Regions from separate parts of the Mus musculus genome. Here region 2 is linked to region 1. Evidence: chromatin contacts called from ENCODE Hi-C or POLR2A ChIA-PET data. All regions are on one chromosome and are shown on one strand. Each heading gives the region's core, a stretch centred on a gene start or an enhancer-like site at or near the end of the contact. The rest is flanking DNA. Distances are from core to core; before and after follow the strand shown.

What was found. A loop is a pair of places that touch in the nucleus more often than their neighbours do. ChIA-PET counts read pairs that join two places held with the same protein, here RNA polymerase II (POLR2A).
Region 2: a map of heart shows a loop between it and region 1 (2.9-fold over the local background). The contact joins the promoter of Aebp2 here to the enhancer-like site in region 1. A Hi-C loop is called at or near these places in 1 of 37 maps with a recorded cell type or tissue (heart). POLR2A ChIA-PET finds 5 or more read pairs at or near these places in 1 of 5 experiments (Patski).

The regions. Positions count from the first base shown.
Region 1 is chr6:140,516,355-140,522,528 of GRCm38, forward strand. All of the region lies in intron 3 of Plekha5 (pleckstrin homology domain containing, family A member 5), which reads left to right. Among named protein-coding and RNA genes, the nearest start is that of Plekha5, 95 kb to the left of the region's middle. Within about 2 kb of position 2,802, at least 1 of the 3 ENCODE cell types and tissues checked has a DNase peak (open chromatin) inside an H3K27ac peak, as active enhancers do; it is heart, where a contact is called at or near this core.
Region 2 is chr6:140,620,818-140,626,991 of GRCm38, forward strand. Aebp2 (AE binding protein 2) reads left to right here and starts at 2,685. Exons shown (of 8, transcript NM_001005605.2): 1 at 2,685-3,527. The coding sequence starts at 2,878.

The DNA.
Region 1 (6,174 bases), core at 1,552-4,051:
ACTCAGTTGAGACAAAGATGGGTTTGAGGCATTATGACATCAGAGGTCATTGGCTGCTACCAAAGTGCAAGTGAGAGGAATCTACTGTGACTTCCTTTTGAATGAATAGGCAGTTAACTCTGACAAAAGATGGTAAACATAGCTGTAGGGAGACGACTTAGAATGAACCTCAAAGTTTCCTTGGCTCTAAAGTAGACGATGTACCTGGCGAGAGTTTGTGTGGTAACCTCAGATGACTAGCTCAGCCCTTTTCAGGCTTAAACTATATATTTTGTTCTCTTGTGATGAGCAAAACTAAACATTGGGCACATTGGCTAATTAATAACATGTCGGCATACATAACTAAGTTTCTAAGTGAGTTAAGTGAGAGAGGAGAATTGCCTCAACCTCTGTATTAGAGAGGTTCTATCTTACTGTGAACTTGGAAGCCTGCACACTCCAACTGAGGGTCAGTGCCTCCAGACACAGGCCCTGCCTTAAGCCCCTGCCTCCCCTGGGCGCACACAGCTGCCTGCCCATGTGCTAGTTGTTTATCTGCTTAAGGAAGTGGCTCTTTGGGTTGGATTTTTATCCCACTCTTGCCCTGGGTGCTGCATAGCAGCAATTACTTGTTGACTAAACTGAACAGTAAGTGCTTGGGTAAGTCTCTGCTGTCCATATTTTGTCTATAGGTAGGTAGGTACTCCTTGTCACTGTTTACTTATATTTGAGGCTGTGTTGCTAGTGCTCATTGAATGAATAAAAAAACAGAAGCATTTTCTGTGTAAAGAATGATGCATTCTTTTTAAAGAGAATTGAGCTTGTTTCACGTGGGTATTATTTGACTTAATTCTCATGAAATAATTGTTTCAACACAGCTGTGTAGTTTCTAAAAATAAGTACATAGAGTGGAGAGAATAGACAAGTTAAGAAGCTAGAGAGTTGGCTTAGTGGTTAAGAGCAGTGGCTGCTCTTCCAGAGGACCCAAGACTGGTTATCAGCATGGTCCCTCAAAACCATCTATAGCTCCAGTTCCAAGGAATGCACCTCCCTCTGCTGGCAGCCTCAGGCACTGCGTGCACCTGGAACACTCAAATACAATCAATGCACATACAATTTTCAAGTATTGTAAAAGAATAGGTAAATTAAGTCATTAGCATTTTCTGTTTGAACTGAATTATTTACTTTGTCAATTTGACTCTTAAAAAGAATGGCTTCATCTACAGTAGAGCTGTTGGGCTACTTCAAATTGTGGTAGCTTACATGTGGGTCAGAAGTAGGTTCCATGTCTAAAGAGATAAGGTGTAAGAACTAGCGCCTGAACTTGGCTCTTTCTAGCTTGCTGTTAGCGTCCTTCCCATTGGTACGCTAAATATCTATTTAATCTATGCTACTACAGAATATTGCTAATTAGCGTTCTTTAGGGAGTGGTAGAGTTGTCTGAATTCATGAAATTACAGGTTATATACTTTTAATGCTACATTATTGCTTTTAAATGACAAATGGAATATTCTTGCATGTTTCTAGTTGAGCTTTATAAAGTCCCACCTACCCTGGGACTTTTGTGACAATACTTTTGTACAGGTTTTGTTGCCTTTTTTTGAATTATCTTTTAAAGAGCTGTAATATACCCTGTAATCATTTTTATTTTGCTATGTGACTTTGCATATACTCTTTCCACTCTAGAGCACTCTACAATAAATTTTAAGCGTAGGCCATATTATTAGTGTTCCTTGTTCATTAAATTATAATTGTCTATGTCATTTTATTTCAAAGTAAAGATGGTGACAGTAGCCAGAAATCTTTTAAAGCAAGGAAGTACCCAGTTGTATTTGCTTTTAGTAACTAATTCTTCTAGCACTCTACTTCAGTCACTATTTGGTAAGGACTATCTTACACTCGTTAATATGCCTCGATGTCACCAAAGACTTTCCTTATAGAATGACAGAGGTTGTGTGTTTTGTTGTTTTTCTTTGGTGTACATTTTATAGTTGTATAGTATGAAGAATGGATAGGAGACAATGAGGTAGATTAAGGTACTATCTAAAATGTCTAGGGAATCAGATAAATATGTGGCATATAACAGGTATACAAATGTATTTGATAAATTACAAATAATATTTAAGAAGTAGATAAACTCCTCTGAATGTCCAGTGGATGTAGTTCCATTGTCAGACTGTTCTGTGTAAGTACAGACCTTGACCATCTCCCTTTCTGCCCCTAAGGGAACCTCAGAGGCTACTCAGCCTCTCTCAGTACAGCTGTAGCTGAAATCTTACAGGCTGTCTGTTCTCATAGCGTGATCTCTAGCCACTACAAAAATAACATGGCTTAGTACTTTTATACTTGGCCTAAAATTAGTTTGAATTTTTACGACCATCTTAAATTAATATTTCTGTCTTAACCATACAATGCTAGCTATTCTTTTTATTAAGATAAACATCCTAAGTCAGATTCACCCAAGTTGCCTGCAGGCAAAAAGACATGTTAAAATCATTTTAGTCTCTTGTGCCCTTAATTTACCAAGTGGTCTGAGGTGTAGCCCTGTCGTGACACCTGGGAGGATGTGACAGGAACATTTTGTCTTTAACTAGCTTGGTGCTAATTGATTTATTCTTGAGTTACTTCAGAATTATTTAGAATCTATCCTAAGAGTTTATTTTTATAGGTATATGTAAAGTACATGCTATTTTTATTTTTAAAAGGGTTTTCACAGGGCAGTTTATACAGTCTCTGGCGTGTGCGCCCTTCGACTCTGCAGTGTTGTAGCTCTGGTCGGAAAGGAGTGTTCAGCCTCCTCTTGGCTGGCTGCAGTACGCTTGAGATTTCCCACCCAGCGTTAGGCCCCCGTCGTGCTTAGGCAGAGCCAGATTTTCAGCTCCTGTCGCTGTGATGCATGCCTTGGGGTTGGTGGTGGCATTTGTACTCGGTGGTACCTGTGATAAGGGAATGTGACATGGTGTTTCTAAATCTGCTGCGGTGTTCATTTTTATTGGAGCAGCTGACTAAGGGGGAAGATCACGGAGCTTCAGGGCATGGAAGATAGAAAGGCATTGGGTGTAAATGGAATTGGAATTCGAGGTTTCATGATGACTTTGTGTGGAAGTGGTGTTGCTGAGGCAGAGAGCAGAGGAGCCCCAGTCAGGCCGCATGTGCCCTGGCCAGCACTCCCTGTCACTGCAGTTCTTAAGAGAATGACTTCTGAGCAAATTGTGCTGTGTGCTCTGGGTGCCATTGCACCAGATGGTGAGGGCAGAGCCAAAAATGTCACTGGCTGGTAAGTCAGGGAAGGAGACTGTGGAAGGAGCATAGCAGCCTGCTGGAAGGCAGCCTGGCCTGGGGAGGGCCTCTTCTCCCTGTTCTGGTGATGCAGTGTAACTGATCAGCCCACCTCAGAGTGCAGGCCCCGGTCCCTAGTGCAGCAAAGCAGCTGGGTTCCATGGCCCCTTCTGTCGCTGTGAGAGTCGGCACTAGTGATGTCTGTGCATCTTGCCGTGTGAGGAGCAAAATAAAGTCTTCACATGCAATGTCTCCCAGACATTGTTTTCTCAGTGTGGAGAGAAGGGTGCGAAGGGGTTAAGTCGTGCCTCCGGAGACTGCATGGCAGGTCACTGGTCCCCGAGGTTAAGCAGCACGTCTGGAAGTGCTTAGGACTGAGTTGCAAGTGGCACTTAGAACTGAATGTGGGGACAGGAAATGTATACTTCTCATGTTCTTAAACAATTACATCTTTGAATTGCTAACCCTGTGGTGGTTTTCCACATAACCAAGGCCTAAGAATTGGCTTTCTCTCAAGAGAATCTGGGTACTTCGGGTTTTCTTCTTTTTTGTTCCTAAAATATTGAGTTTAATTGTAGGCCCAGTTTCCTATGCTAGCGTATTTTTAGTTTGTAAATAAGTTGTTAAAACAGTCATTATGGCAGTCAGATTTCAAAATAATATTTTCCTTCTGTTTATTAAAATGAAAATAAATAGCTTACTATATAAAGCATTAGTGAATTTTCCATTTAGTAATAATAGAAACATTATTTTAAGTCAGTATAAAAGTCATCAATTTAATAACTAACAGGCATGTTTTTTAAAAGCTAATTAGATTTGATTGTCAATGATGGTAGTTACCGAATGACTTCTATGGACAAAACTCTCCCCAGCATCACATCAAGCCTTGTGCTGTCTTGTGTTGCAGCCGTGAGCTGTAAACTGAAATGGAAAAACACACGAGCTCTGGTACTCTTTTGGTTGAGTACATGTGTGCACAAGATGAGTTGCAAGCACACCTTTGAGCTGCTGGCTGCGGGTATCTTACCTTCCCGCGAAGCACAGCAGCTTCCGTGGTTCACAAGCCCCCTGCCTTCTGCTCTCAGGAATGTGGTAACTTGTGGATCAGGCCCTTGTAAAAGTCCAAGGCACATGGCTTTGTCACTCGGGCCAAACCTCACTGTGCAATCTGTTTCCTTACTCTGAATAAGATCCCTCTCTTTGCCTTGAGAGGACTCAGGTCATGTGGGCTCACATCGCAACTTAATAACAGAAATAAAATCTTTTGGACAGTTTTCTAAAAACATACTTTTCTCTTTTTTTACTTTTTCCATAGTGAGTATATTTCCAACTTTGTTGCCAGTTACATAAACCCCTGCCTAATAAGCTCACTTTGCTTAGGGGTCGTCTATCACTCCCGAAGACTACATTAGCTGTGATGGCAACATAAATGGAAAAATGAATTTGCTCTATATTAGTCACTGAAGTTAACCACATGCTCTAGTGTATATGCTGAATGTCCCTCAGGGGCCCACGTGTTAAAGACTTGGTCCCCAGAATGAGAGACAGGGCGGGCCTCTCAAACGGTGATTGTCATTGAGAACATGCTCACACAAAAGGACCCCATGGGACCCTGGCAGCCAGGGGAGTAGAGCTTGGGCAGCACTGTTCTCCCCACTATGTCCTGCCCAGAAGGCTCTGAGTATTAGAACCAATTGGTTAACTGAATCTTGAGAATTATGAGCAAGAATATTTTTCTCGCAAAACTAAAAAAAAAAAAAAAAGAATATTTTTCTCTTATTAATTCACAATCTCAGGAAGTTTGTTACAGCCACAGGAAACAGATGAGTACATCATGAATTTTTTTTCTAAATACGGAAAAAATCAAATGTTTCTACAGTGCTAAGAATAGCCAAAATTGTAGTTATTGGCCAAAATATTACAACATTTTTGAGACTATGCAGAAAATCTCAACAAATCTTATGCTCAGATTAAATCGTCTTCATGGACTTCCCAAAACTTTCCAAAGGGAGAAACTAGTGACGCTGCCGCCGCAGCCGACGCCTCCTCCTCCTCCTCCTCCTCCTCCTCCTCCTCTTCTTCTTCCTCCTCCTCTTCCTTCTGTATAAAACATGTAGTGTTTATAATCTGAGATAGCATGGGGTTTTCTTTACAATATATGAAGAAAGCAGGCTGTCAGCCTTCCCCTTCTGGATGCTGCAGTGCAGTCTCATTCATTTCTTTGTTTGTTTGTTTGTTTGTTTGTTTGTTTGTTTTCCTCCCTGTGGTTATGGGGACAGTCTTGAGGCTTGACTGTGTAGTCTATGTAGGCTTACGATACTACTGTTATTTTTGCCATTGTGAGGTAGGACCTCGGTCTGTTTGATTGACAGGACTGTGGAGAAGAACAGCTGTGGAGCATTAGCCAACCTGAAAAGTCAATGCCAAGGAAAAGTGCACTCTGAACTTACAGTCTGTGTGCATGATGCCGGGACACTGTGGCTAACTGGGCCTGAAAGGGTACCCAAGTAAACAGGACAAGATAAACAATAGAGATGGAGTCGTGGGGGTTGGACCTCAGACTTCATGAAGGCTAGATAAGCACTCTGCCTATCACTCAGACAACCGTCCCATAAAATTTTCTTTTAATATGAGAAATAGCCATTCCCCATACTTGATTCAGCAAATCATTATATATCTGCTATTCTTGGTTGATTTTTATACTCTAAAGCTCTGCACAGTGTGGGCCTCACTGGATAGCAGGATTTATAACTGTTTTCCGTGAAGCGTGAGGTTATCCCTTCAGTTCTTTTGGATTGTATCATTTTAGAAACCAGAATGTGAGGCCTGAGAAATAGCTCAGTGGGCTAAGGCCCTGCTACCAAGCCTAGGAACCTGAGCTCAGAGCCAGGAACCGAATGGTGGAAGGGGAGAGTC
Region 2 (6,174 bases), core at 1,435-3,934, 100 kb after region 1:
GAAGCATCTAATTTGCAGTGTGGCAGGAATCCCAGTTTCTCCGTGGTCAAGCACGCCTGGGCATGTCTGGTGACCTGCTGAGGCAAGGCTGAGGCACACTGGGTGACACAGGTGGAGGCTGCTTCCTAGAACAGGACTCGTTTTAGTGAAGAGAGGAGGAGAGAAACTGTGTAAGAAAGACTTAGTCACGCGATGGGGAGTCATAAATGCAGCGTGGGGTAGCTGTGACTCAAATCTGTCTCAAGTCTAGGCCCATGAAAACCGGTCTGGGTCTCTAAAGGAAGCAGGACTCATAAAGAGCTGTTTCACAGAAAGCCTGGGACACAGAGCACAGCAGCCCACCCCAGGTTTCCACTAACAGCGCTGCTCAACACAGTGATCTCCATTTCTCCCGAGGACATCCTGGCTTTGCCTGTTTGGCAGAGTTGGTGCCTGGAACAGCAGAGCCAAATGTAAGAAGGCAAAGGGGCAAGGTGTTAGGTGTGAGGGATAGAATCAGTGACCGTATTAGTACTGTAGTTGGTGTGTTTGAGGACGGTGCCTAAACCGATACATTTTATAAAGTATAAACAGTGGACAACTGATAAATAGGCATGCAAGAGAGTTGGGGTCACAACGAAAGAGAGCATCATTACAACTGAAGGGACCAGACAAGGCAACCACTCTGGATCAAGAGGGTGTGCTCCTGAGACCGCACACACAACTCTAACTCAGGTGGTGGCTGTGTGTTTCCCCACTGGCTGGGCTCCCACCTTACAATTTTATTCAGTTGGCCAATCTGGAAAGATCATCACCCAGGAAACTGAGGAAGAGGGTCCAAGGAGAAAAAGGTCAAGGCTCCAGGCCACCAAGTTTCTAGAATAGAGCCATGGGCCTTTATTTAAACAAAGGTTTACAGGGTGGGGAGGATTAGAATATTTGCATAATATTCTTAGAAGGTGGGGGGAGATAAAAAGATTTGAATTTCCTCTGCTAGGTCAGTCCTAATTTCTAATGTGCCTTAGAGCAGCTGCCACATACACTGAGTCATGCTTTATTCCAGTCCAGTTTGGTGATCCTCAGTCTACAATCCAGGATGACAACACATTCCTGATCTATCTGCAAGAATGACTCTGAAAGTTAGAGTTTGAGGTTAACGCCTGCCAGTGTAGCTACATTGTATATTATCATTTTAATTTTTGCTTTTCCTTGAGGAAACTTTTCTTTTCTTTTTCTTTTTTCTTTTCTTTTCTTTTTTTTTTTTTTTTTTTTTTGAGGATGTTTCCTTCCACTGGGGGAACATTACGTGTGATAGTATGTATCCAAAGGTTAAGGCTGCAACTGTACACTAAGATATTTGTGGGGCGGTTTCCTTGTGGCCCACACTAGTTGGCCTCAAAGTTGCAACAATCCCTTCTAGCCTCATACTACATGTTGTTTCTTTTATTATGTTTATTTTTTAAATTAGGGCAGTGAATTCTAGAAACATGAAAATACTCCACCTGGGGGATCTCTCTCTCTCTCTCTCTTTGTGTGTGAAGATCTACTAAGAATGAATGAGGGAATGCTCTCTGAGACTGCTTCCCCACTCCAGAGCATCAGATGTGCCCCGGAGTCAGGGTGTGATGTGGGCTGCTCACCAGCCTTCCTCATAAACTCCAGGTCTTTATTTTACAAAAAGCTTATTTACAAAGCATTCCCTTACCGAGAAGTTCAGGAAGATGCAATGCTTCCCTAGCTGTAAAGGGAAGGTTTGACTCTTGCCTGGGGATAGGGAGGAGCCTTTCATTAGTAGGAGTAGTAACCTCTTCCCTGCTTTCTTCTTCACACCCTCCCTTTTTGTGAGGCAGGATTTCAGTTTGGCCTGGAACTCGCTATATAGATCAGGCTGGCCTCGGAATCTCGGAGACCCTCCTGCCTCGGCCACCCTAGGGCTGGGGTTAAAGGTGTGCCTTTTAGGTGAGGTACCTGTGTGCACCACCCACCAGACTGGGAGGGAGGCCGGGAGATGTGGTCAGAGCTGCTGGGATTAGACAGTTGTGAGCCGCCTTGTGGGTGCTGCAAACCGACCGCCGGCTCCTCTGGAAGAGCGGTTAGAGCCCTCAACGGCCAGCGCTACACCCCAAGAACTCAGCCTGCCTACAAGTGTCACCCCAGATTTTATTAGAAGCTCCAGGACTTAAAACCTGCGAGGATCTCGAGCCAAAGCAACGCCCGCCTCGTCTGAGCTGCCCTCCTTGGGTCATTGGGACATCGGGACAGGTAAGCAAGCCTGGCTTGCGAGTCAAGCCTCTGCCTCCGCGGTGTGGACATCGGCTCGGCGCTTCAAAAACAAAAAACAAAAAAAAACCGATTTATCGAACTTTCTGCACATGTCTGAGACCTGTCTTTTGAGTATGGCAAGCGCTCAGACGGCCAGACACTTGCTCCACTTACGGCTTCCTTCTACAGGACACCACCTCCCCCGCAAACCACACACACACACTCTCTCTCTCTCTCTCTCTCTCTCTCTCTCTCTCTCTCTCTCTCTCTCTGAGCCGATGCTTCTCCTTCTCTCTGTAGAAGTCCAGGGCTGTGAAAATCCCCACCGACTTCGGGTTTCGAGGGCTCGTCCCGCCTCCGCCCGGAGCGGGAAGGCGTGGGAAGGCCCAAAGAAACTCTGGAGGGGCGGGGCCGCCGCGGCGCGCAGGCGCGCTGCCTCCTCCGCGTGAGTGCGCGCGTTCCGGCGCGTGTCCCCGCGCGGGCTCCGTAGCGCGTGTGCAGCCTGACGCAGCCCCGCGGGCCCTCCTCCCGCTCTGCGGCGGCCGCGCGGAGTTTGGGGCGTGCGGGCGCGGAGCGGGGGGTGGCGGGGGCGAGGAGGCGGCGGCGAGAGGAGGCGGAGGAGCAGCAGGCGCCGCCATGGCCGCCGCGCTCGCCGACATGGCCGACCTGGAGGAGCTCTCCCGCCTCAGCCCGCTGTCCCCCGGCAGCCCCGGGCCCGCGGCGCGCGGCCGGGCCGAGCCGCCGGAGGAAGAGGAGGAGGAGGATGACGAGGAGGCGGAGGCAGAGGCGGTGGCCGCGCTGCTGTTGAACGGGGGAGCGGGCGGCGGCGCGGGGGGCGGCGAGGCGGAGACCATGTCGGAGCCGAGCCCCGAGAGCGCCAGCCAGGCGGGCGGGGACGAGGACGAGGACGAGGAGGACGACGAGGACGAGGGCAGCAGCAGCGGCGGCGCGGAGGAGGAGAGCAGCGCCGAGAGCCTGGTGGGCAGCAGCAGCGGCGGCTGCAGCGGCGACGAGACGCGCTCGCTGAGCCCGGGCGCGGCGAGCAGCAGCAGCGGCGATGGGGACGGGAAGGAGGGCCTGGAGGAGCCCAAGGGACCGCGGGGCGGCCCGGGCGGCCCGGGCAGCAGCGGTGGCGGTAGCAGCAGCAGTAGCGTGGTGTCGAGCGGCGGCGACGAGGGCTACGGCACCGGGGGAGGCGGGAGCAGCGCGACCTCCGGGGGCCGGCGGGGCAGCCTGGAGATGTCGTCCGACGGGGAGCCGCTGAGCCGCATGGACTCGGAGGACAGGTCAGTGCGCCGCCAAGGGGACCCTTCCCGGACCTCGACGAGGGGGACTCAGGGGACTTCTTCCTGATTCGAGGGGACTCTGCGTGGATCCCGTCTAGGGGACTCCTCCCGGACCCCACAGAGGGGACCTAGGGGACTCCTCTTGGACTCCATTGAGCTGACTTCCTTGCCCGATCCCCTCCCATCTCCTGGACCCTTTGGCCCAGCGCGGGGCGGGGGGCGGGGGGGACCCTTCTAGCAGCGATCCCTTGCTCTGTAGATTCCCGGGCTCCGCCGAGGGGACCGAGGGGACTTTCTCGCCGCAGTCCTTTCCGTTTCTTGCTTCTCCTTCCCTGCCCCGCCCGCCTGCCCACCTTGGGAACGGCTTCGCCGGAATCTCCCCTGCCCCAGACTCTGGGACCCCAGACCTGGGGACTTTCTCTCCGGGATCTCCCGCCCCCTGATTCTCAGCCCCTCCCCCCCAGATCTCAACTTGGAAATCCCGGGCGGCCGCCGCGCCCCTCTTGCCGCTGAGCGGCTTCCAACTCCTCACCATCCCCCCTCAACTCTCCTTTCCCCACCCTCCTTTCCTCGGCGCGCGGTTCTCCTTTCGGATCGAAGGACGACTCTGTCCCGGAGACAGCCCCCCCAAAATGGCCCAGACGCCCCAGCCGAGCTCCAGAGGCCCTTGATGTACACCTCGGTACACAAGGTTAGCTTCGTGCATCGGTGTTCGGGAACACTTGTCAGAACTGCAATTGACAAGTGTTTTCCAATATGGCTGGTCTCCTGGAACTCACAGAACTAACTTGTGCAGGGAGGAGACCCCCACCCCTGGCTTTGCTTTACTTTTAAAAAGAACTGCTGGTCCGTTATGTGTAATCTCTGCTTCTCAGATCCCTCACATCTGTCAGTTATATCATCTCAGGGGATTTGAGTTTTGGTCATCAAATCTGAGGGACCAAGTTTAAAACACAGAAAGAGCATTGTGGAAAGGAACAGTAGATTTGAATTGATGTCCTTTACAGTTGCTTTGCTGAATCGGAAATAATTGGGAGTCACAAGATACAGGCGTGCAGGTTTAAAAAAGTAGACTGTGGCTTACAAAAGCACCATTATATATACAGTGGTACTAAGATGTGGGAGTCACATCCCCCGTGGTGACTTTTTTTTTGCAGTCATGTATGGGGAGGTATCTGGAGTAATTGCCACTGTTCTAGATAGTACATTTAAGAAATGTATGTTTTGGTTGCTGCTCTAATTTTTGATTGTAAAATTTCATAATCGAAGTTGATTTTTAATCCAAAGAACCTCATGCTTAATGTTCCTAAGGTACATTAGCATTTACTTTTGACCACCTGCTAGTTTTTGAAGATTAGAATTTATAAGTCAATAGTGATTTCTCACCGTGGGTTGTGTTTGGGGTTAGGGGGAAGGGTGTCGGCCTAATATAACCCAGTTGCTCTTTCTTGAGAATTCAACCTTACCTACCTTCGCCCCTCACCACGGCATCCTTGGACTTTGCTTTGGTTTGAAGTTACAGCACCCTGAGGTCTTTAGGGATTCTGGTTGCCAACAAAGATGAGCGCATTCCTAGTCAGTGATAAGGGATGAGCAAAGATGAGCACGTTCCTAGTCAGTGATAGGGACTGCCTGGAAAAACCTCAGGAATTCTTTTCGACACTTTAAAACTGAGATAAGTAACTACTTGCTCTTTCTCCAACAATCTTTACGACAGAGGTTCACTTTGTAGCCCAGGCTGGTCTGGGATTCACAGAAATAAATCCTCAGCCTCCCAAATTCAGTGTCCACCTAGTATCTAATCTACCACAAGAACCGAATGGGTGTAAATCAGACTGCTCCTTAGGAAAACCTAGAAAGGTTGTGCTAAACTGTAGATGTGGTTGGGGAGGCCAGTATCTTTAAGAGACCCTGTGGCACAGCCTGTTTTGGGGGCTGCTGTGTGCTGCTGGAAGCTGTCACTTTGTTCAGGTAAAATCGAGGCTGTCCTTCAGAGACACTGCTGACTCCAACTCCACATGAAGCACGTACTGTTATTCATCATCATGCATGTTTGCCATGTCACCCTCATGTTGATGATGCACGAGAGGGGGTGTTTTAACGTCCATTAAGCTATGGAAACAAACGAGTGTCTCACAGAAAATAGCATTGGGAGAGATGCAGCTGGGTGTGAACAAGGTCCGCACCTCCAGTACTCTCAGAAGAACTTGGAATAGTTCACTTTATTTCATCTTTAAGGAAGGGTTTATTTTGGTTCATAGTTCTAGGGGCAGCGGGTAGGGTGGGGTGGGATGGGAAGGTTCAAATCCACCCTGATTCGGAAATACTTGGAACATGTAGGAAGGCATTGGGGCAGGAGCAGGAAGCTGGCTGGTCACATTATGTCCATGCTGTGAGATTGAGCATGGCAAGAGCCTGTGAGTTTCTTCTTTTTTTTTTCCCTTTGTCTTTTTTTGGGGGCGGGGGGGGGGGGCAACTCTGTCTATGTAGTCCAGGCTGGCCTCAAGCTCAGGTCGGTTTGCTTCTTTCTGCTGCACAACAGAGAAAGCTTGGACTGGGTCCCATCTACCGTTAGACCTTTGAGATGTCCCTTGGGGAGCTGTCCACACCATGGTTTGGGGGGCCGGAGGATCAAGTCCTTCATGGA